2 separate regions of the Homo sapiens genome follow, and region 2 is linked to region 1. A link is a loop called in an ENCODE intact Hi-C map of the cell type or tissue named here. Cell type or tissue: A673. All regions are shown on one strand. Each heading gives the region's core, and the rest is flanking DNA. Links, peaks and the distances in the headings are about the cores only. Region 1 overlaps DLGAP4 (DLG associated protein 4). Region 2 overlaps TGIF2 (TGFB induced factor homeobox 2).

What was found. A loop is a pair of places that touch in the nucleus more often than their neighbours do. Peaks named below come from ENCODE experiments on the same cell type or tissue, not always from the same donor. Only the 100,000 strongest peaks of a DNase experiment are listed, where the experiment ranks them.
Region 2: a loop joins it to region 1, with 2.6 times the contacts of the local background. A loop is called at or near these places in 3 of 110 quality-filtered maps.

The regions. Positions count from the first base shown.
Region 1 is chr20:36,498,893-36,514,841 of GRCh38, forward strand. DLGAP4 (DLG associated protein 4) reads left to right here. Exons shown (of 13, transcript NM_001365621.2): 9 at 696-784; 10 at 1,307-1,719. DLGAP4-AS1 (DLGAP4 antisense RNA 1) reads right to left here. Exons shown (of 5, transcript NR_109939.1): 3 at 11,988-12,140; 4 at 9,920-9,933; 5 at 8,810-9,382. Among named protein-coding and RNA genes, the nearest start is that of MYL9, 35 kb to the right of the region's middle. In A673, for the core only: CTCF peaks have their summits at 7,531 and 7,732; no DNase peak of the experiment used is centred there.
Region 2 is chr20:36,581,736-36,589,735 of GRCh38, forward strand. The region is part of intron 2 of TGIF2 (TGFB induced factor homeobox 2); the gene reads left to right. The region is part of intron 2 of TGIF2-RAB5IF (TGIF2-RAB5IF readthrough); the gene reads left to right. Among named protein-coding and RNA genes, the nearest start is that of TGIF2-RAB5IF, 11 kb to the left of the region's middle. RefSeq lists enhancers at 3,743-4,732, 7,596-8,000. In A673, for the core only: no CTCF peak of the experiment used is centred there; a DNase peak (open chromatin) is centred at 3,876; H3K27ac peaks cover 599 bases.

The sequences.
Region 1 (15,949 bases), core at 4,096-12,095:
GGGAGTGACAGCTTTCCACTTGGCCCTGACCCCAGTCCTTCCTACTGCTCCCCAGGGCCACCCAGTGCTAAAGGTAACCTCAGCCAAGTGTGAATAACGTCCAGGGACTTCGGTGGCTCCTGTGGGTGGCAGTTTCTGAATCTAGAACTGCCGTCCAGGGTTTGCCCTTAGTGCAGGCGCCTCTGGCCTGCCCTCCAGGTTTCTGCCACAGGGTTCAGGGAGTGATCTTTGCCTCAAGACAGCCGCCAGCTTCAACTACACCAGATAACGGCTGTGGCTTTGTGTGTGTGTGTGTGTTTTCTTTCTCTTTCGTCGTCCTTTTTTTTTTTTCTCTCTGATGCGTGTGAAGGAGAGGACTAGAAGGAACGGTTCCCACCTCTCGGAGGACAACGGACCCAAAGCGATCGATGTGATGGCACCCTCCTCAGAGTAGGGAAAGCCAGTCATCTCCACCCCATCCCACCTCCCGCCCACCTGCCCGCCCGCCCGCCTGCCCGCCTCCACGCGAATGAGCAGTGCCCGGCTTAACCTGGTCCGGCCTCGGGCCCACGTGCAGTGTCCGCATGCCTCGTGTCTGTCTGTCCACACGTCCGTTTGCGTCGTCCCACTAATGTGAATTTCAGCAGCAAGTGTGGTGTTTGTTTTTTATTTTTGTCTTTGTCTCCGTGCCGTTGCTGTCGTTGTCCTTCAATAAGGTTGACTGCATTCAGCCAGTGCCAAAAGAGGAGCCCAGTCCCGCTACCAAATTCCAGTCCATCGGGGTTCAGGTAGAGGACGACTGGCGGTAAGTCGGACAGAGGTGGCGGCTGCTTCTCCCCTCTCCTCTCCCTCCCTCCGCTCTCACCTCTCCTGCTCTCCCTAACCCACTTCTCCTTGCTGGATTTCTAATAACCAAGCTGGGTTTGGGTTGCGGGTGGTGGCCCAGGCATGGGAGGCTGGGCAGGGGCGGGCGGGTGGACAGATGAGCATTTGCTCTGTGAGACCAGTCACCCACGGGGGCCATGGCTGGGCCAGGACATGGCGTCAGCTGCCCTGATGCTGGTGGTCTTCCTGGCCCCACTGCAGTAAACAGGCAACCTTATGACCTTGTCCTCGTGTGTGTGTGCGTGTGGGCTTGGGCGGGATGGGGCAAGGGCTGAGCCAAGAATGAGATGGGGGCTGTGGGACCCGCTTCAGGCGCATGGTGAGCAGATGATGCATCCGTTTCTCTGTCTCCCGTGTGTCCGGGTCAAGGCGGCCTCTGGTCTCTGGCCCTCTTGGTGACTCACTCCTTCCTGTCCCCACCCCATCCACCCCCTACCCACAGAAGCAGCGTCCCCTCTCACAGTATGTCCTCCCGACGGGACACAGACTCGGATACCCAGGATGCCAATGACTCAAGCTGTAAGTCATCTGAGAGGAGCCTCCCGGACTGTACCCCTCACCCCAACTCCATCAGCATCGATGCCGGTCCCCGGCAGGCCCCCAAGATTGCCCAGATCAAGCGCAACCTCTCCTATGGAGACAACAGCGACCCTGCCCTAGAGGCGTCCTCGCTGCCCCCACCCGACCCCTGGCTCGAGACCTCCTCCAGCTCCCCAGCAGAGCCGGCACAGCCAGGGGCCTGCCGCCGAGACGGCTACTGGTTCCTAAAGCTACTGCAGGCAGAAACAGAGCGGCTGGAAGGCTGGTGCTGCCAGATGGACAAGGAGACCAAAGAGAACAACCTCTCTGAAGAAGGTGGGTGCCACATGGATGGTCCTTGGGCAAGGGTAGAAGGTGTTGGCAGCTGGTTTCAGCTGGTGGCCAGCAGCTTCCGAACTTCTGAGTGGGGGTCTCTTAGGTTCTCTTCTTGGGCTAGTTTTTGAGCTCCCTTCTTACTTTCTTCGCATTCTTCCATCCATCCACCTATTTAACCAAACCTCTTTCCAGAAAGGGTTGCTGGTGATAGCTGTTTGTTGTGCAGGCTGTGAGGCCACCCACACCTGGGTTTGAATCCCAGCTCCTCCCTTACTAGTGAAGTAACCTTGGTCAGGTTACTCCGAGCCCCCATTTCCTCATCTGTAAAATGGAGCTAATCCTCTGCTCACTATATGAGCATGTTGTAAGGATTGAATGTGGTCGTGCATGTGAAGGGCCTGATGACCTGTCAGACACAGAGAAAAGTGGGAGCCTAATTATGCCTTCAACAACTTTTTTTTTTTTTTTTTTGAGACGGAGTCTTGCTCCATCACCCAGGCTGGAGTGCAGTGGCTCGATATCAGCTCACTGTAAACCTCTGCCTCCCAAGTTCAAGCAATTCTCCTGCCTCAGCCTCCTGAGTAGCTGGGACTACAGGCACGTGCCACCACACCTGGCTGATTTTTGTATTTTTAGTAGAGACGGGGTTTCACCATGTTGGCCAGGCTGGTCTCGAACTCCTGACCTCAGGTGATCCACCTGCCTCTGCCTCCCAGAGTGCTGGGATTACAGGCGTGAGCCACCACACTCAGCCAACAGCTTCTTACTGAGTGCTTCCTGTGTGCCAAGCACCAGGGATCCAACTGGGTCTCAATAGGGTGTGAAGAAGTTATGCTTTTATTTTCTACTTAAGTTTCTACCTATATCATGCCAATTTCCAAAAATTCCCTTGAGAAATTAGTTCAAGAAAGTGCTAGACACGTGTAGGGAGCCTAGATTCACAGGTGGTTGGAGGGGGGTTGGGTGGTGGAAGGCAGGTCCTGGGAAGCTCCAGGCTGTTGACCTGCACCCACCTGGTTCACCTGTGGCTCTGGTTCCCATTGAGCTACTCCTCCACACTCAGGAAGGACAGGTCTTCAGAGTGTCCAAATGGTTTGACACACATCCCATACATGATGGAGGGGGCCCTGAGGACAGCAGCCTTTGATGATGCAGAAGACTCATCAGAGTCATTGTTTTCACTGTCCTCTAGGCCAGTTCCCCGCTTTGATGTCACACCCACTAGTGCAGGGGAACTGTTGTGAGGAAAGTACCTAGTAACTTTTTACAATAATAGTATTTTAAAAAATCAAAACAGAGACAAGGATCAGAGAGCATTAAAAGGCTTCTAAGAGAAAACATCCAGCCCACCGCCCTACCTGGGCCTTTCCCCACTTTCAGTTTTTACTAGCTGTATATTCTGGTATTTGTCTTCATATATCTTTTAAAAAATGTGACTGATTATATTTCCTCTTTAAAATTAATCATCATTTCTATTAATTTCCTGTTACCATTGGCATAGATGAGTGTTTAGCTCTCACACAACCTCTGTCTCCCTTTCTCCCACCCTCTGTGTACATCACAGTTTATGATAAATAGTAATCAGTGTTTCTGTTTACTATGAGTATGTAAATATTGTTTATTGCAGAGCCTAACAGTATATTATTATTGCGTTTTCTTCTTTTTACATTTTGTTTTTCCTAAAACGAATTGTTTGCCCTGTTGCCACATTTAAAAAATACACTCCATTTGCTAAATTTTAAAAAAATTTTTTAAGAGACATGGCCTCACTCTGTCATCCAGGTTGGAAGTGCAGTGGCATAAGCATAGCTCACTGCAGCCTCAAACTCCTGGGCCGAAGTAATCCTCTCACCTCAGCTTCCTGAGTAGCAAAGGACTACCACAGAGTGCCACCATGCCCAGCTAATTTTTAAATTTTTTTGTAGGGACAAGGTCTCCCTGCGTTGCCTAGGCTGGTCTCAAACTCCTGGGCTCAAGCCATCCTCTTGGGTTGGCCTCCCAAAGTGCTGGGATTACAGACGTGAGCCACCACACCCGGACAACAATTTCTATATAAATATAAAAATGAAGTTAAAAATAATTTTCCCTCAGAATCTTAAAGGCACCATCATTTTTTTTATTTTTATTTTTTTGAGACAGTCTTGCTCTGTCGCCCAGGCTGGAGTGCAGTGGTGTGATCTCAGCTCACTGCAACCTCCACCTCCTGGGTTCAAGTGATTCTCCTGCCTCAGCCTCCCGAGTAGCTGGGATTACAGGTGTGTGCCACCATGCCCAGCTAATTTTTTGTATTTTTAGTAGAGATGGGGTTTCACTGTGTTGGCCAGGCTGGTCTCAAACTCCTGACCTCAGATAATCCGCCCGGCTTGGCTTCCCAGAATGCTGAGATTACAGGCATGAGCCACCATGCCTGGCCACCTTGTATTAATTTTTAAAAGTAATTTTCTCACTTCTATTTGTTCTGTTGTCTGGCTCTAGAATTTCTGTCAGTTAGTTGCTGTACCTGCTGTGTGGATCCTCAGGCTCTCACCTTTTCTTCCTCATGTTTTTTGTTGGACTTCCTCGAAGGTTTTCTTTTTCTTTTCTCTTTTTCTTCTGCCCTGTGATGGCTTTACTGAGATATAATTCACATACCACAAAATTCACCCTTTTAAAGTACACATTTAGTAAACTCACAATGGCACTTAGTGTATTCACAGTGTGGTGCAACCATCACTACTGTTTATTTTAAGAACATGTTCATTGCCCCAAAAAGATGCTCTCTGCTCATTAGGAGCCGCTCCCACAGCCTTAGGCAACCTCTAATCTTTCTGTCTCTGGATTTGCCTATTCTGGACATTTCATATAAACAGAATCATACCATATATGGCCTTTTTTTTTTTTTTTTTTTTTTTTTTGAGACGGAGTCTCGCTCTGTCTTCCAGGCTGGAGTGCAGTGGCGCGATCTTGGCTCACTGCAAGCTCCGCCTCCTAGGTTCACGCCATTCTCCTGCCTCAGCCTCCCCAGTAGCTGGAACTACAGGCGCCTGCCAACCACGCCCGGGTAATTTTTTGTATTTTTGGTAGAGACGGGGTTTCACCATATTAGCCTGGATGGTCTCAATCTCCTGACCTCATGATCCGCCCACCTCAGCCTCCCAAAGTGCAAAGTGCTGGGATTACAGGCGTGAGCCACTGCACCCGGCCCCATATTTGGCCTTTTGTGTCTGGCTTTCACTTGGCATGTTTTTGAGGTTCATCCATGTTGTAGCATATGCCAGTATTTCATTCCGTTTTGTTGCTGAATAATATTTCATTTCACACTACATTTTATTTATCCATTCTTCTGTTGATGGACATTTGGGTTGTTTGTACTTTTTGGCTATTATGAATAATACTGCTAGAATATTCATGTACAAGTTTTTTATGGATGTATATTCATTTCTTTTGGAGTAGAAATGCTAGGTCAAACTTCGATTTTTGTTTTCCTTTTTTTGTTGTAAAATATATATAACATAAAGTTTACCTTTTAACTGTTTTTAAGTGTGCAATTCAGTGGCATTAATTATATTCACAATATTGCACTACCATCACAACCATCTATTTCCAAAACTTTCATCTAAAACATAGAATCTACCTATTAAACAGTAATTCCCCATTATCCCCTCTGCCTAGCCGCTGGTATCCTCTACTTGCTGTGTCTGCGAATTTTCCTCGTCCTTTTGTGTTTGGCATGTTTTGAAGGTTCATCCATGTTACAGCATTTTCATTTTTATGGCTGACTAGTATTCCATTATGTGTACAATATATACCACATTTTGTTCATCTGTTGCTGGGCACTTGGGTTGTTTCCACCTTTTGGCTATTGTGAGTAATGCAGCTATGAAGACTGGCGTGTTTGAGTACCTGTTTTTAATTCTTTGGGGAGTGAAATTGCTAAGTTATCTGGTAACGCTATGTTTAACTTTTTGAGGAATGGCTGAACTGCTTTCCATAGAAGCTATACCATTTTACATTCCTACCAGCAAAGCACGAAGGTTCCAGTTTCTCCACATCTTCACCAACACCTGTTATCTTCTGTCTTTTAAAAAAATTCTAGCCATCCTAACGGCCATGAAGTAGATGAAGTAATATCTCATTGTCATTTTGATTTGTATTTCCCTTATGATATTGAGCATCTTTTCATGTGTCTGTTGGTCATTTTTATGTCTTCTTGGAAGAAATGGCTAAGGCCTTCGCCCATTTTTTAATTGGGTGGTTTGTCTTTTTGTTACTGAGTTGTAAGTCCTTTATATATTATGGGTGCTAGACCCTCATCATATATATGATTTGCAGATACTTTCTCCCATTCTGGAGACTGTCTTTTCACTTTCTTCCTGGTGACTTTTGATGCACACAGGTTCTTTTTTTTTTTTTTTGAGACGGAGTCTCGCTCTGTTGCCCAGACTGGAGTGCCGTGACGTGATCTTGGCTCACTGCAACCTCCGCCTGCTGGGTTCAGGCAATTCTCCTGCCTCAGCCTCCTGAGTAGCTGGAATTACATGTGCGTGCCACCATGCCTGGCTAATTTTTTGTATTTTTAGTAGAGACGGGGTTTCACCATGCTAGCCAGGGTAGTCTCGAACTCCTGACCTCATGATCTGCCTGCCTTGGCCTCCCAAAGTGCTGGGATTACAAGCATGAGCCACCACGCCTGGCTGACGCACAAAGGTTCTTAGTTTTGATGAAGTCCATTTTTTCCTTTTGTTGCTTGTGTCTCCACTTATTTTTTTAAATTATGAGCATATATTAATAAAAATTTAAGATAAACAGTTGAGGCACTGAGAAGCTGACTGGCAGTTTTGTGTGGGTAGGGCTTGTTTTAAGTAGGCTTTCTATGGACCCCTTCTTAGAATAGTGGTTTTAGGCTGGGTGTGGTGGCTCATGCCTGTAATCCCAGCACTTTTCGAGGCCAAGGCGAGAGGATCTCTTGAGCCCAGGAGTTCAAGACCAGCCTGGTCAACATAGCGAGACCCCCATCTCTATCGAAAATATAAAAATTAGCCAGGCATGATGGCATGTGCCTGTCATTCCAGCTATTCGGGAGGCTGACAAGCGGGGAGGATCACTTGAGCCCAGGAGGTCGAGGCTGCAGTGAGCCAAGATTGGGCCACTGCACTCCAGCCTGGGTGACAGAGTGAGACCCTGTCTCAAAAGGAAAAAATCATAAGGAAGAGAAAATATACTTACTGTTCATTAAGCAGAAGTGGATCGTCATAAAGGTCTTCCTCCTTGTCTCCACATTGAGTACACTGAGGAAGAGGAATGGGGAAGAGGAGGAATGTTGGTCCTGCTGTCTCAGGGGTGGCAGATGGGAAGAAAATTGATACATAAGTAGATCTTTGCAGTGCAAACCTGTGTTGTTCAAGGGTCAGCTGTATTTCACCATATATTCAATATAAAACTATTGCAATATCTTATATTCCTTTTCATAGTAAGTCTTTAAAACTTAGTGTATATTTTACTCTTACAGCACATCTTAATTCAGACAAGCAACATTTCAGGTGCTTACTAACGACATGTGGCTAGTAGCTGCTGTATTGAGCACAGATTGAGACAGTAAGCCTGGGGCAGGGTGCACAGATTGCTTCATGCCAATAGGGTGATTCTGTGGATTTGATTCCCTTTAACTTTCCTTTACTATACTTAATTCTAGTTATTTCTAGAGCAAGAAGATGTTTACCTGCAAAGGAAATTATGTCATACCAAACGATATTGGTATTACCTTCCTGTCTACCTGGGAGGGAAGAGGTCTTTTATGATGTTTCTGGATAACCACACCAGAACTCCTGCAGTTGAACATGAACTCTAGAGGGGGCCCTTTTCATAGCCCTGTATCAGTTACTGTAACTTACAGACAGATGGAGTCACATAGCTCATGTCCCTTATCCAAAATACATAGGTCAGGGAACTCAGCAGTGCCCACCCACCCAGGTGGCTGCCTGTATTGACTGAATTTTGCATTGCCCTCTTGTCTAAACCTGAAGAACTTTAAACTTGACAATGTTCTTTTCAGATAATTTATTTTTCTGAATTGTGGTTAAATATATATAACATGAAAATTACCATTTCAACCAAGTTTACAGTCTGTGGCATTAAATTCACACTGTTGTATAACCATCACCACCGTCCATCTCTAGAACTTGTTTTGTCTTCCCCAGCTGAAATTCTGTACCCATTAAACACTAACTCCCCATTCCCTCCTACCCCCAGCCACTGGCAGCCACCACTCTACTTTGTCTCTATGAGTTTGACTATTCTAGCTACTTCATGTAAGTGGAACCATGCAGCATTTGTTCTTCTGTGACTGGCGTATTTCACTTTGCATAATGTCTTCAAGGTTCATCCATAGCATGTGTCACAATTCCCTCCCTTGTTAAGGCTGAGTAATATTCTATTGTATGTAGAGACTACATTTTATGTATCTATTCATTTGCCAATGGATAGGTGGATTGCATCTACCTTTTGGCCGTTGTGAATAATGTTTCCTGTCTCTTAAGAATGATACTCTTCATTGAAATTGCAAGGCTCTCTGATTAAATTCTGTACATCCACTCAAGGCCCTGACTTGTGGGCACAAAAGTTGTTTTTTTTTTGTTTTGTTTTGTTTTGTTTTTGTGAGACAGAGTCGCACTCTGTTGCCCAGGCTGGAGTGCAGTGGTACAATTTCGGCTCACCACAACCTCCGCCTCCTGGGTGCAAGTGATTCTCGTGCCTCAGCCTCCTGAGTAGCTGGGATTACAGGCACATGCCACCACGTCCAGCTAATTTTTGTATTTTTAGTAGAGACAGGGTTTCACCATGTTGGCCAGGCTGGTCTTGAACTCCTGACCTCAAGTGATCTGCCCACCTCGCCCTCCCAAAATGCTGGGATTACAGGTGTGAGCCACCACACCCAGCCGTGGCCACAAGTTTTAAGGTCACCCCTCTTAAATCTGTGAGGAACTCCACCAAGGAGATACCATTCGTAGCTGGGCCTCAGAGAATATCTACAGGCTGGGGGAGAGGAAAGGCATTCCAGATGGAGGGAGCAAAGACACAGAAGCAGGAAGGGCATAACAAGTCACGCCAAACCTAATGGCACAAAACAACCATTTTATTATGGTCACAGATTCTGTATGTCAGCAGTTCAGAAAGAGCGTGGCAGGAACATCTTGTTTCTTCTCCATACAGCCTGGGGCTTCAGATGGGAAGGCTCAAGGGCTTGGGGTGACATGACACCTGAGGTATGGAATTACCTAAAGGTAGTTAACGTGTGTGCCTGGCACTTAAACAAGGATGACTCAAAGGCCAGGACTGCCAGCCACAGCCCCTGTGTATGTCCCTCCACGTGCCTTTGCTCCCTCGCAGCATGGCAGCCTTCTTGCATGGTGGCTCCAGGCCCAAGTGTGTGTTGAACCCTGAGGCTGCATCCTTTTCTGACCTAGCCCTGGAAGTCACGTAGTAACTCTTCCACTGTATTTGACTGGTTACAAGCAAGTCACAAGCCCAAGGCGGGGCTTCAGGTTGAAGGAGGGAAGTATTAGACCCTACCTCTTCATAGGGAAGTATCAAGGTTTCAGAAGAGGAGGAGGGACAGGAGAGACTGTTGGGGCCTTCAGAAAATACAATCTGCCACAGCAAAGAAGCAGTTACATCCACTGTTAAGCTGCAGTAAAAAGAACAATTTTATATTGAACGCTATGTCTTGAACACTCTGTCTACTTTGATACATAGAGATCTAGTTCATTTCTGTTAAATTCATACACATATACTACATTCCCTTTGACCATTTTCCTACTGATGTTTCAGGGTTCTTTTTTTTTTTTTTTTTTTTTTTGAGATGGAGTTTCTCTCGTTACCTAGTCTGGAGTGCAATGGCGCGATCTCGGCTCACCGCAACCTCCACCTCCCGGGTTCAAGCAATTCTCCTGCCTCAGCCTCCCAAGTAGCTGGGATTACAGGCATGTGCCACCACGCCCAGCTAATTTTTTGTATTTTTAGTAGAGATGAGGTTTCTCCATATTGGTCAGGCTGGTCTTGAACTCCCGACCTCAGGTGATCCGCCTGCCTTGGCCTCCCAAAGTGCTGGGATTATAGGCGTGAGCCACTGCACTGGGGCCATTTTGGTGTTTTCAGCGTTTCATCAACACTCTGGTGCATGTCTCTCTGCCATGAGGTGGGAGAACTTCTCTGGAGTACTTACCTTGGACAGAATCACTGGATGGGAGGAAACACATATTTTAATAAATGCTGTCTGATTGCTCTCCAAAGAGGTTATATCAGTTTATCCTTACACCAAGTGTTTGAAAGTTGCCATTTCCCTAGTATACTTACTGATACTTGATCTTGTTGGACTTTAAATCACTTACTTGGTAAGTGAAAAATTAAAACCAGTTGATTTATTTCACATTTACTTGGTTACTAGAGAAGCTGTGCATATTTTAATTTTATTTATATTGGCCATTTAAACTTCTGTGAATTACTTGTATACTCTATTCATTCTTCTATTGGATTCTCAGTATTTTTCAAATTGTCTGGGCATGGTGGCTCATGCCTTTAATCCCAGCACTTTGGGAGGCTGACGTGGGAAGATTGCTTGAGTTCAGGAGTTCAAAACTAGCCTGGACAACGTAGTGAGACCTCATGTCTACTACAAATGAAAATTTAAAAATAAACAATTGGCCAGGCGCAGTGGCTCATGCTTATAATCCCAGCACTTTGGGAGGCCGAGGCGGGAGGATCACCTGAGATCAGGAGTTTGAGACCAGCCTGGCCAACACAGTGAAACCCCGTCTCTACTGAAAATACAAAAATTAGCCGGGCGTGGTGGCAGGCGCCTGTAATCCCAGCTACTCGGGAGGCTGAGGCAGGAGAATCGCTTGAACCCAGGAGGCAGAGGTTGCACTGAGCCGAGATCACACCACTGTACTCCAGCCTGGGTGACAGAGCTAGACTCCATCTCAAAAAATAAATAAATAATAATAATAATAAATTAGCTGAGCATTGTGGTGTACACCTGTAGTCCCAGTTACTCAGGAGACTAAGGTGAGAGGATTGCTCGAGTGTGGGAGAGTAAGGCTATAGTGAGGTATGATTGTGCCACTGCACTGCAGCCTGGACAACAGAGTGAGACCCTGTCTCAAAAAAACAAAAAGTACTTTAAAAATCAATTTGTAGTTCTTTATATATATGGATAGTTACACTGTGCCTATTATAATATGACGAATATTTTCTGCCACATTATTGCTTGTCTTTTTTTTTTTTTGAGACAGAGTTTTGCTCTTGTTGCCCAGGCTGGAGTGCAATAGCGTGATCTCAGATCACTGCAACCTCTGCCTCCCGGGTTCAAGCGATTCTCTTGTCCCAGCCTCCTGAGCAGCTGGGATTACAGGCATGCGCCACCACGCCCCACTAATTTTGTATTTTTAGTGTTGGTCAGGCTGGTCTCGAACTCCTGACCTCAAGTGATCCGCCTGCCTCAGCCTCCCAAAGTGCTGGGATTACAGGCATGAGCCACCGCGCCTGGCCTGAAGTCTCTTTCTTTCTTCAGTGTTTAGTGATGCAGATTCCATACTTACGCAGGGGTATGTTTCTGGGCTCTGTTCTGTTCCTCTTTTGGCTGCTTCTATGTTAATACAACTATTTTCATTTATTTGTTATTTAATTTTATTTTTTTGGCGAGTCTCACTCTGGCACCCCATCTGAAGTGCAGTGGCATGATCTCAGCTCACTGCAACCTCTGCTTCCCGGGTTCAAGCGATTCTCCTGCCTCAGCCTCCTGAGTAGCTGGGACTACAGGTGCATGCAACCACACCTGGCTAATTTTTTGTATTTTTAGTAGAAATGAGGTTTCGCCATGTTGGCCAAGCTGGTCTCAAACTCCTGACCTCAGCTGACCCACCTGCCTCGGCCTCCCAAAGTGCTGGGATTACAGGTGAGAGCCACTGAGCCTGGCTGACTCCTGGCTAATTTTTGTATTTCTACTAGAGATGGGGTTTCACCGTGTTGGCCAGGCTGGTTTGGAATTCCTGACCTCAAGTGATCCGCCTGCCTCGGCCTCCCAAAGTCCTAGGATTACAGGTGTGAGCCACTGCGCCCAGCTGACACCTGGCTAATTTTTGTATTTCTAGTAGAGATGGGGTTTCACCATGTTGGCCAGGCTGGTTTGGAATTCCTGACCTCAAGTGATCCACCCACCTCGGCCTCCCAAAGTGCTGGGATTACAGGAGTGAGCCACCGTGCCCAGCTGTATTAATATAACTTTCAATTACCATGGCTTTGTAGCACGCCTTGGTATCTGGTGAGTGCTCCTTCTTTATCCTTTTTGTGCAGAAAGAAAAACTATTCTTGTATCTTCATTCTTCCAATATAAATTATAGAATTTGTATATCAAGTTCCTCAGAAAAATTCTGTTGGGATGAAAACTGGAAGTAGAGTAAGCTTATAGATTAATTGGGGAAGAACTGATAACTAAAATATTGAATCTTCTCAACTATAAGTCAACTTTATCACTCCATTTATTCAAGAATCCTATTATATCCTTCTATCCAAGTTTGAGTAATTTCTCTATGAAGGTCTTTCATATTTTAATTTTCATTTAATTTAATTTTTTGAGAAAAGGTCTCACTCTGTCACTGAGGCTGGAGCACAATGGCATGATCTTGGCTCATTACAGCCTCAGCCTCCTGGGCTCAGGTGATCCTCCTGCCTCAGCTTTCCAAGTAGCTGAGGCTACAGGTGTGTACCACCATGCTCAGCTAACTTTGAGATTTTTTTGTAGAGATGGGGTCTCACTATGTTGTCCAGGCTGGTCTTGAACTCCTGGGCTCAAGCAGTCCTCCTGCTTTAGCCTCCCAAAGTGCTGGGATTACACCCATGAGCCACTGCACCTGGCCTCCTGCATATTTTTATTAGATTTATTCCTTAGTACTTTCTAGTAGTTTTTGTTGAGTTTTGTGAAATTGATCATTTAAAAAATATTTGCGGCCGGGTGCAGTGGCTCACTCCTATAATCCCAGCACTTTGGAAGGCCGAGGTAGGCAGATCATTTGAGGTCAGGAGCTCGAGACCAGCCTGGCCAACATGGTGAAACCCCATCTCTACTAAAAATACAAAAATCAGCTGGGTGTCATCGTGGGCACCTGTAATCTCGGCTACTTCTGAGGCTGAGGCAGGAGAATCACTTGAACCCGGGAGGTGGAGGTTGCGGTGAGCCGAGATCATGCCACCGCGCTCCAGCCTGGGCGACAGAGGGAGACCCTGTCTCAAAAAAAAAAAAAAAAATGCATAGTCTAATTAGTCACAGCTAGTAGGTAGAAATGTTTAATCCTTGTATGTTGATCTTGTGTCCGGCAACCAAGAGAATCCAACATGGTTCTCTTGGATTTGCATCATAAATGATTATATTGTTTGCTAAGAATGCCAATTTTGTCTCTCTGATTTTTTTTTTTTTTTTTTTTTGAGAGAGAGTCTTGCTCTGTTGCCCAGGCTAGAGTGCAGTGGCGTGATCTCGGCTCACTGCAAGCTCCACCTCCCGGATTCATGCCATTCTCCTGCCTCAGCCTCCCAAGTAGCTGGGACTACAGGTGCCCACCACCTCGCCCAGCTAATTTTTTGTAATTTTAATAGAGATGGAGTTTCACCGTGTTAGCCAGGATGGTCTTGATCTCCTGACCTCGTGATCCGCCCACCGCAGCCTCCCAAAGTGCTGGGATTACAGGCGTGAGCCACCATGCCTGGCCCCTTGTCTCTCTGATCTTATTGATATCTTGTCCAACTGTATGGCAAGGTGCTTCAGGACAGTGTGGAATAATAGGTCCATATCTCTACCTTGTCCTGACCGTCATTCACTCAGTGAATATTTATTGAGTACCTACCTTATGCCAGGTACTGTTGTAGCTTCTGGGGATGTCGCAGTGAACAAAACAAAATCCCTCCCCTCATGGGAAGGGATACCAAATAACCAAATGTGGTAAGCAGTAACCAGGTGAGCAGTAACAAATAACCAGGAAGGGTAAGAGCAGTATAGTGTCCACTGCACAGGCAGGGTCGGTGTTGCTGTTGCATTCAGGGTGGTCAGGGAGGGCATCCCTGGCCAGGTGACCTGTGAGCAGAAACCTGAAGAGAGGGAGAGAGGAAGTCTGTAGAGATCTGGGGAGAAGAACTTTTCAGGCAGAGGGAGCAGCACCTGACTGATGGGCAAGTGCTTGACATGCGCAAGGCTGAGGGAAGCCACCAGTGGGCTGCAGCCATGAGCCAGAGGAGAGGGATGGGAGATGAAGTCAGACTGGGGGCATCTCAGATCACAGGGGTCTCAGAGGCCCTTTTTTTTTTTTTTTTTTTTTTTTTTTTTTTTTTTTTTGAGATGGGGTCTCACTCTTTCACCCAGGCTGGAGTGCAGCGGCGCAATTTTGGCTGACTGTAACCTCCACCTGCCAGGCTCAAGCAATCCTCCCACCTCAGCCTCCCAAGTAGCTCGGACCACAGGCCCGCCGCACCTGGCTGGGAGTTTTACCAAGTTGCCCAGGCTGGTCTTGAACTCCTGAACTCAAGTCATCTGCCCATCAGAGGCCATTATTAAAGGCTTGGTTTTACTCCAAGAAGAGCTCATCAGTTCTGAGTGCTGCAACTTGACATACTTTTTTAAAGAATTAATCTGGGCCGGGCGCGGTGGCTCACGCCTGTAATCCCAGCACTTTGGGAGGCCGAGGCGGGTGGATCATGAGGTCAGGAGATCGAGACCATCCTGGCTAACAAGGTGAAACCCCGTCTCTACTAAAAATACAAAAAATTAGCCGGGCGCGGTGGCGGGCGCCTGTAGTCCCAGCTACTCGGGAGGCTGAGGCAGGAGAATGGCGTGAACCCGGGAAGCGGAGCTTGCAGTGAGCCGAGATTGCGCCACTGCAGTCCGCAATCCGGCCTGGGCGACAGAGCGAGACTCCGTCTCAAAAAAAAAAAAAAAAAAAAAAAAAGAATTAATCTGGCTTCTCTATCCAAATGAGAACCTCTGTGTACCTTCCATTGGCACACAAATGGAAGCTGGGAGATGAGTTAGGAGGATTTAACAATCTGTGTAAGAGAGACTTTAATGGAGGAATCAGACTGTGGATATATCTTGAAGATAGAACAGGATTTCTCGACAGATTAGATATGGGTAAGAGTAAGGGAGCCAAACATGGCTTGGAGTCTGAGTGAAGAAGAGGATGGCATTGCCACTGAAATGGGGAAAACTATAGGAAATGTCGATCTGGGGGAAAGTCAGGAGTTTGGTTTGGAACATGTTAAATTTGATATGCTTTGTTAGACATCAGAATAGAGAAGTCAAGCAGGCAGTTGGATATATGAGTCTGGGGATAGGTCCAGTTTGAAGATTCTATCTGGGAGTCACCAGAGTATAGATTAAGATGAATAAGATGAGAATGCCTAATAAGTAGAGAAGACAAGCTGTCTAAAGACTGATCCCAGAGACATGAACACTTAGCGGTGGAAAGGGAGGAATAAACAGCAAGATCAAAGGAAGAGCAATTGGAAGCCACCTGAACAACGTTCTCAAGGGAGAATCCAGTGTCAAAGGCAGCTGAAGGGCTCACCAAGCCAGATCTAGAAAGGCAGAGGTCATTAGATACATAAAGGGCCATTTTGGTGGAATTGTGATGGCAGAAGCATGGGTAAGGTAGCCTGAGAGGAGGAGGATTAAGAGAAGAGAAAACAGGAGAGTAATTGGAGACCACATGCATGGATTTTCCTGTACAAGGAAGCAGAGAAATGGAGGGATGTAGGGTCAAAGGAGACAGCTGTTTCGTTGTTGTTGCTGTTGTTTTGAGATAGGGTCTCACTTTGTCACCCAGGCTGAAGTGCAGTGGTGTGATCTCAGCTCAATGCAGCCTTGAACTCCTGGGCTCCACTGATCCTCCCACCCCAGCCTCCCAAGTAGCTGGGAACACAGGGGTGCACCACCACACCTGCCTAATTAAAAATTTCTTTTTTATAGAGATGCAATCTCGCTTTGTTGCCTAGGCTGGTCTCAAACTCCTGGGTTTAAACAATCCCCCCATCTCAGCCTCCCACAGTGTTAGGATTACAGGCATGAGCCACCGCGCCTGTCCTTGTTTTGTTTTTTTAATGGAGCAATATAAGCATGTTTATATGTTGCTGAGAATGACCTTGTTAGAGAAAGGGAGCTTATTATGCTGGAGAGAAAACAGGCAACTGTTGGGGTTATCCTTAGGTGAGA
Region 2 (8,000 bases), core at 1-8,000, 79 kb after region 1:
CTCCTGCCTCAGCCTCCTGAGTAGCTGGGATTACAGGTGCATGCCCCTACGCCCAGCTAATTTTTGTATTTTAAGTAGAGACAGGGCTTCACTATGCTAGCCAGGCTGGTCTTGTACTCCTGGCCTCAAGTAATCCGTCCACCTCAGCCTCCCAAAGTGCTGGGATTACAGGCGTGAGCCACCATGCCTGGCCCATCTTTTTAAAGAAAACATTTTTCGGCCGGGAATGGTGGCTCATGCCTGTAATCCCAATACTTTGCGAGGCCGATGCGGGCGGATCACCTGAGGTCAGGAGTTCAAGACCAGCCTGACCAACATGGTGAAACCCCATCTCTCCTAAAAATACAAAGTTAGCCAGACGTGGTGGCTCATGCCTGTACTCTCAGCTACTCAGGAGGCTGAGGCAGGAGAATCACTTTTGAACCCGGGAGGCGGAGGTTGCGGTGAGCCAAGATCATGCCATTACACTCCACCTGGGCCACAAGAGCGAAACTCGGTCTCAAAAAATAAAAAAATAAAGAAAACATTTTTCATGGACCCATCTCCCCGCAAGATGTTAACCTGAATCATTTTTATCATATCACTTAGGTAAAACATAAAACTGGGTATATATATAAAAAAAAAACCACTTCTTTTTGCTTTTGTTCTTATACCTAACCTTAAAATCAAACTGTTTCCAAAGTAGATAAATGTAAAAACCGTGACATTCCACCTGACTGTGTTAACTGAAAATGGTGGGTGGTGCTTTGCTGACTGCACTGCAGGATGTGGTGTGGCAAAGGCACAGACTCAGCAGAGTAGATCTGGATGGTCTTAGGCCCCGATGCTCCTACTGGTGATGAAAATGGAAACCCAAAGCCAAACATCCTTCTAGAGAACTGGCGAACCCCTCAAGGTGACACATCCACAGGTCCCACCTGGAGAAATGTAAATGTAAGGAAAGGAAACTGGGCATCCCCTGGAGGGAGGGGACCCGTGGTGGCCACCTGCTCTAGAGTCATGCCGAGAGTTAAGAGCAGTGGGGACCACCCAGCCCTCCTTGATGGAAACTGACCATGAATCCCATGTCAGCCCCAGCTGCACACCTGTCTGGTAACTCCTCCCAGTTAGTTCATTGCCCTCAGCTCATTTGGTCAATTACCAGCTCCTGTACAAATACCCCTTAAATATTTCAGGGTTTTGGCTTCTTTCCTACCCTCATCTAAACCATCATTATCTGATCACAATCATTTATCACTCCCCAACTTAAAACCCTTCAGGCCAGGCATGGTGGTTCGTGCCTGTAATTCCAGCACTTTGGGAGGCTGAGGCAGGCAGTTCGCTTGAGGCCAGGCCAGGTGTTTTGAGGCCAGCCTGGTTAACATGGTTAACTTCTTCAATACTAAAAATACAAAAATAGCCGGGCATGGTGGTACATGCCTGTAACCCCTGCTACTCAGGAGGCTAAGGTACAAGAGTCACTTGAACCAGGAGGACGAGACTGCAGTGAGATCGCACCACTGCACTCCAGCCTGGGCAACAGCAAAACTGTCTCAAAAAAAAAAAACAAACAAACAAACAAAAAAAACCTTCAGTGGTCTGGCAGGGTAACTCATACCTGTAATCCCAGCACTTTGGGAGGCTAGGATGGGAGACTTTCTTGAGCCCAGGAGTTCAAGGCTACAGTGAGCTATGATCATGCCACTGCCCTCCAGCCTAGGTGACAGAGCAAGACCCTATCTCTAAAAAGAAAAAAAAAAAAAAGGCTGGGCACTGTGGCTTATGCCTGTAATCCCAGCACTTTGGGAGGCCAAGGCGGGTGGATTACCTGAGGTAAGGAGTTGGAGACCTACCTGGCCAACTTGGTGAAACCTTGTCCTACTAAAAATAAAAAAAATTAGGCTGGGCGCAGTGGCTCATGCCTATAATCCCAGCACTTTGGGAGGTTGAGGCGGGTGGGTCACCTGAGGTCAGGAGTTTGAGGCCAGCCTGGCCAACATGGCGAAACCCCGTCTCTACTAAAAATACAAAAATTAACCAGGTGTGGTGCTGTGTGCCTGTAATCCCAGCTACTTGGGAGACTGAGGCAGGATAATTGCTTGAACCTGGGAAACGGAAGTTGGAATGAGCCGAGACTGAGCCACCGCACTCCAGCCGGGGCAACAGACTGAGACTCTGTCTCAAAAAAGAAAAGAAAAAAAAACTAGCTGGGCGTGGTTGCAGGTACCTGTAATCCCAGCTACTTAGGAGGCTGAGGCAAGAGAATTGCTTGAACTCGGGAGGCAGAGGTTGTAGTGAGTTGTGATTGCACCATTGCACTCCTGCCTGGGCAACAGAGCAAGAGTCCATCTCAAAAAAAAAGAAAAAAAAATTCAATGGCTTTTGCCAGCCTAATGACATCACCGGCCCGTGTCTACATCTTGAACCTCAACCCTGGTCCCCTACATTCCCACTACATTGATCCACCTCCCCAGACCATTTTCCTCCCACCCCTGACCAGGAGGCTCCCAGTCCCTAAAGGAGCTGTATGCTCTCACAGCAGATAGATGAGGTCACAGCACTGGGACACTAAACTGTAATTGCTTTTAGACTGCACCAAATTCTAGAGGTGTGGAGAGCACTGACCTAGTGTTCACAGTTACAGCCCTAGTGTAGCATAGTGCTTGGTATCTGGTAGGTAGGTGCTCAGTAAATAATGTTGAAGTGGCAGAAAAGGGCTATAAAGTGGTGGAAGGGTCAACAGGCAGGACCTCAGAAGTAAGGAAATGTAATGGCTCCTAATCATGAAAAATAGCCTAAAGCCTGGGAGCATCATTTTTTCCTGTATTTATTAATTAATTTTTTTTTTTTTTGAGACGGAGTCACTCTGTCGCCCAGGCTGGAGTGCAGTGGCGCAATCTCAGTTCACTGCAACTTCTGCTGCCCAGGTTCAAGCAATTCTCCTGCCCCAGCCTCCCGAGTAGCTGGGATTACAGGCACCTGCCACCAGGCTGAGCTAATTTTTGTAGTTTTAGTAAAGACAGGGTTTCACCATTTTGGCCAGGCTGGTCTCGAACTCCCGACCTCAGGTGGTCTCACTTCAGCCTCCCAAAGTGCTGGGATTACAGGCGTGAGCCACTGCTCCCGGCCTCCTGTATTTAATTTTTTAAATTTCATTTTCCATTAAGGACATTTAAGAATATCTATAAAAGCTGAACGCAGGCTGGGCACAGTGGCTCACACCTATAATTCCAGCACTTTGGGAGGCCGAGGCAAACGGATCACCTGGGGTTGGAAGTTTGGGACCAGCCTGACCAACACGGAGAAACCCCATCTCTACTAAAAAATAGACAATTAGCTGGGCATGGTGGCGCATGCTTGTACTCCCAGCTACTCAGGAGGCTGAGGCAGGAGAATCACTTTTGAACCTAGGAGGTGGAGATTGCCGTGAGCGAGATCCTGCCATTGCACTCCAGCCTGGGCAACAAGAGTGAAACTCCATCTCAAAAAAAAAGAGAAAAAAGCTAGGCACAGTGTCTCACGCCTGTAATCCCAACACTTTGGGAGGCTGAAGCGGGTGTATCACTTGAGGCCAGGAGTTGTAGACCAGTCTGACCAATGTGGTGAAACCCCGTCTCTACTAAAAATAGTCCCAGCTATTCGGGAGGCTGAAGCAGGAGAATCACTTGAACCCGGGGGTGGTGGAGGTTGCAGGGAGCCAAGATCATGCCACTGCACTCCAGCCTGGTCTACAGAACGGGACTCTGTCTTTAAAAAAAAAAAAAAAAAAAAAAACTCCACAAAAGTAAGAGAATATAATAATCAACCACCAGCACCAGTCACTCGGCTTGAACAAGTATCAACATTTTGCCAAGCTTGTTTTATCTCTCCCTGGGGACATCTCTTTTGATTGTCTCCTTTAACCCTCCCAGGAGCGATTCATTAGCAAGTCAATGACTCAACTAACTGGTTTGCTGGTACTTGCCTGGGGCTAGGCAGTTGGGAGGGTTAGGGAAAAAAGTAGTTTGTAAAGGATTTTCACAGGTCCCTTCGACATCCTCTAAGCCCAATTTATTGGTTGGACTAGATCTGTGGCTACCTGGCAGGGTTCTGGGCCCCAATCCTTTACTGTAACAATGGTTGGGGATATACCACGTGCCAGGCCCGGGACTCTGTGCTGGGTATACAGTGGTAGAATGGGTACCTTCCCATTACTTCCTGGCTGTCAGGACTCCTTTCATATGCAGTTTCCTGAGGGAAGCCTTCCCAAAGCCCATACCGGGGCAGGGGCAGCAGTCCCCCTGGCGAGGGCTGTTGGGTGAGAAAGGAACCTGGTGCAGAGGCTGTAGTGGTCAGCTGTGGGGGAGGAGTGTCCTGGCCTAGCCCCCAGGGCAGCCAGGGATGTAGGAGCTGCTCTCCTCTGGCTCCAAAGCTAGCTGCCCTCTGATTCCTCCCACAGGCAACTTCTATTTTTCCCCATCTCAAGGCCTTTCATCTGTGTGTATGTTTTTTGAACTTCTGTGTAAGCTTTTTGGCTTAAATAAAGGGCTTGGCCTGCAAGGACAAGTAACCAGTAGGCTAAACCATTGGTTCCTAAGCCTGGGCGGCCAGACTTTCTGGGTAGCTGGTCTGAAAACACATTGCCAACTCCACCCCTCACCCCCACTAGATCAATAAAGCAGAGGGGGAAATCACTAACAGTTTTTAAAAATCTCTCCCAGGCTGGGTGTGGTTGCTCTGCCTGTAATCCCAGCACTTTGGGAGGCCAAAGCGGGCAGATCACTTGAGGTCAGGAGTTTGAGACCAGCCTGGCCAACACGGTGAAACCCTGTCTCTATTAAAAATACAAAAATTACTTGGGCATGTTGTCGTGTGCCTGTAATCCCAGGTACTTGGGAGGCTGAGGCAGGAGAACTGCTTGAACCCGAGAGGCGGAGGTTGCAGTGAACTGAGATCGCACCATTGCACTCCAGCCTGGGCAAAGAAGTGAGACTCCATTTCCCCCCCCCCAAAAAAAAAAATCTCCCCTAAGGTGATTCTAATACAGAGAGCTGCCTTCAAGAGCACCTGGATATGGTAGTCTCAGTGTGAATGGTGGTACCATGATGTTTGGGAAAGGCGCCTCAGTGCCTTTGCTTCCTTGACACAAAAATGAGAGGGTTTCTGCCTGCATTCATTAGCTGCTGCTCCCAGCATCACAGCCTTTGTCAGCCTCCTGGTGTTCCTCCCACCCCCATTTGCCACAGTGATTCCTCCCTTGTTCCTCAGCAGCCTCTCAGATAGAGCCCTGTTTTATGGTAGAGACCGGCTTTCCGGTTCCCAGCCTGTGTTTTGCCATATACATCACAGAGTTCACTTTGACCTTCTTCCTACCATCTCCCCAAGGACCTTGAGTGGAGACAAGTCACAGGTTCTTTTCCTGACTTAGGCACAGGCTGGGCAGCTGGAAGGGCTGCAGAAGGGGCACTGGCAGCCACTCAGTCCCCCCGCGTTGCCTTGCCCAGCCCCTCAGCTGTGCATTTTTCTGGGCTAAGAAGACAAAACAGACAGATGCTAGGCTGCCAAGTGATCTGGACAGGACAGTCTTGTGGGGGAGTGTGTGGAGGGGTGTTTTTCTGTTCTTGAACCCTCAGCCAAAGTGGGAAGTGCCTTTAGGGGCTAGGTGCCCACACAGATGCTGAGAAATGCCCAGACTGCCCTCCATGAGGCTGCCTGCTCAACAACACTCCTTACTTTGCTTGACCCAGGTCACTGTGACCTGCCCATTTTTCCCCTGCATCCAGGGCTGAGGTGGAGAGGGGCAGTGTACTCCTGCAGCACAGGTATGGGAGGAGGCAGCTGTGGGAGGGAGGGAGAGAAGGACACAGGCACTGCTCCTGTGCAAGGAAGACTCCCTCTCACTCTTCAGCTGGCAGTGGGGTGGCTGCCCAGAACCAGGCTGTCTGGATCAAACCCAGCTTTTGCACTTGTGACCTTCAACAAGTTTCTGAACCTCTCCGATCTGTTTCTTCAAGGGAGATCATCATATAACCTGTGTGATAGGCTGAGATTGAATGAATAATTAGATATGAAATGTGAATAGTGCCTGAGGCCAGGCGTGGTGGCTCACACCTGTAATCCCAACACTTTGGGAGGCTGAGGTGAGCAGATCATTTGAGTTCAGGAGTTTGACACCAGCCTGGCCAACATGGGGAAACCCCATCTCTACAAAAAATACCAAAAAAAAAGTACCTGGGCATGGTGGCACATGTCTGTGGTCCCAGCTACTCGGGAGGCTGAGGTGGGAGAATTACCTAAACCCAGGAGGTCAAGGCTACAGTGAACTGTGATTCCACCACTGCACTCCAGCCTGGGTGACAGAGTGAGACCCTGTCTTTAAAAAAAAAAAAAAAAAGCACAGCAAAGCAGTGGAGGCCCTAAAGCCAGGAGGCCTGGTTTTAAATCCCAGCTCTGCACTGGGAAGATGTGTGACTGGACAAGAGCTTTCTTCTCATTGAGCTCAGTTCTCTCTAGTACTTTGGGGACACTGCCCTCTACCCTCCAGGCTTGTATGCAGATTAAACATAATGCAAGTGAGGTGGCTGGCATGATACTGCTATCAAAGGTGTTTGAGTAAGTTTGTTCCCTTCCTTCATCCCACCTAGCTGTTGAGCCCTTCCTTCTTTTTTTTTTTTTTTTTTTTTTTTTTTTGAGATGGAGTCTTGCTTTGTCGCGCAGGCTGGAGTGCAGTGGCGCAATTTTGACTCACCGCAACCTCTGCCTTGTGGGTTCAAGCAGTTCTCTCAGCCTCCTGAGTAGCTGAGACTACAGGCACATGCCACCACACCCTGCTAAGCCCTTCCTCTCTTTAGGGTTTTCCCACAGCTCTAGTCAGGATTCAGCTCAACCAGCGTCCACTGAAGCCTGTTGGTATGTGTGTGCATTGGAGCACCATAGTGGTGAAGAGGGGCAAATAAGGACCCCAGAGCCAGGGCCCCTCCTGGCTGGAATGGAATGGGAGAGAAGGGCCACAGAAGCTTCTGGCTCTGCCCTGCCTATGAGCCTTCCAGCCCGACAGCCTGGTGCTGTCTTTGAGTCACCTGTGGAATAGATGCAGCTGCAGTTAGCTAGGTTAGGAGAAAAGACAGGACCAGAAGAAGGACCTAGAGTGTGAAATTTCAGTCAAGCCACCGTTTAGACCACTTAATGGTTTTCCATGGTGCTCTGGCCTGGTTGTCAGCCCTGTCCACCTCTGAGCTCATCAGCTACCATTCACCGGTTCCTTAAGCCAACCCTTTCCTGCCTCAGTTCAGTTGCATTGGAGGACCATAGAGGTGAAGGAGGGCAGATGAGAACCCCACGGCCAGGGCCTTTCCTTGGAATTGTCTAGAACATTCTTAGCTTTCTGTATGGCTAGCTCTTCTAATCCTTATGTCTCAGCCTTCCAGAACCCTTAGCTATGGGAGTTTCTCTTATCTTTATAATGCCCCCTTTATTCTTGTTTCTGTTGGGGGCTTGTTGGTGGTTATTCACCTAATGGTTAATAGTCAGTCTCCATGACTAGGTGCACTATAAGCTCCACAGGGTGGAGTGCATGTCTGTTTAATTCACAAAGGCATCCCAGCACTGAGAACTGGGCCCAATATACCAGGCACTCAAATAATATTTGAATGAGCAAGAAGCCTTGAAGAGCAGCAGGAAGGTGAGAAGCTCTAACTTGACTTTTTTTTTTTTTTTTAAGACGGAGTCTCACTCTGTTACCCACGCTGGAGTGCAATGGCGTGGTCATGGCTCACTGCAACCTCTGCCTCCCGGGTTCAAGCAGTTCTCCTGCCTCAGCCCCCCAAGTAGCTGGGACTACAGGCGCGTGCCACCACACCCGGCTAATTTTTGTATTTTTAGTAGAGACGGGGTTTCACTATGTTGGCCAGGCTGGTCTCAAACTCCTGACCTCGTGATCTGCCCACCTCGGCCTCCCAAAATGCTGGGATTACAGGCGTGAGCCACCACGCTCGACCGACTTTTTTTTTCTTTGAGACAAGGTCTCACGCTGTCACCCAGGC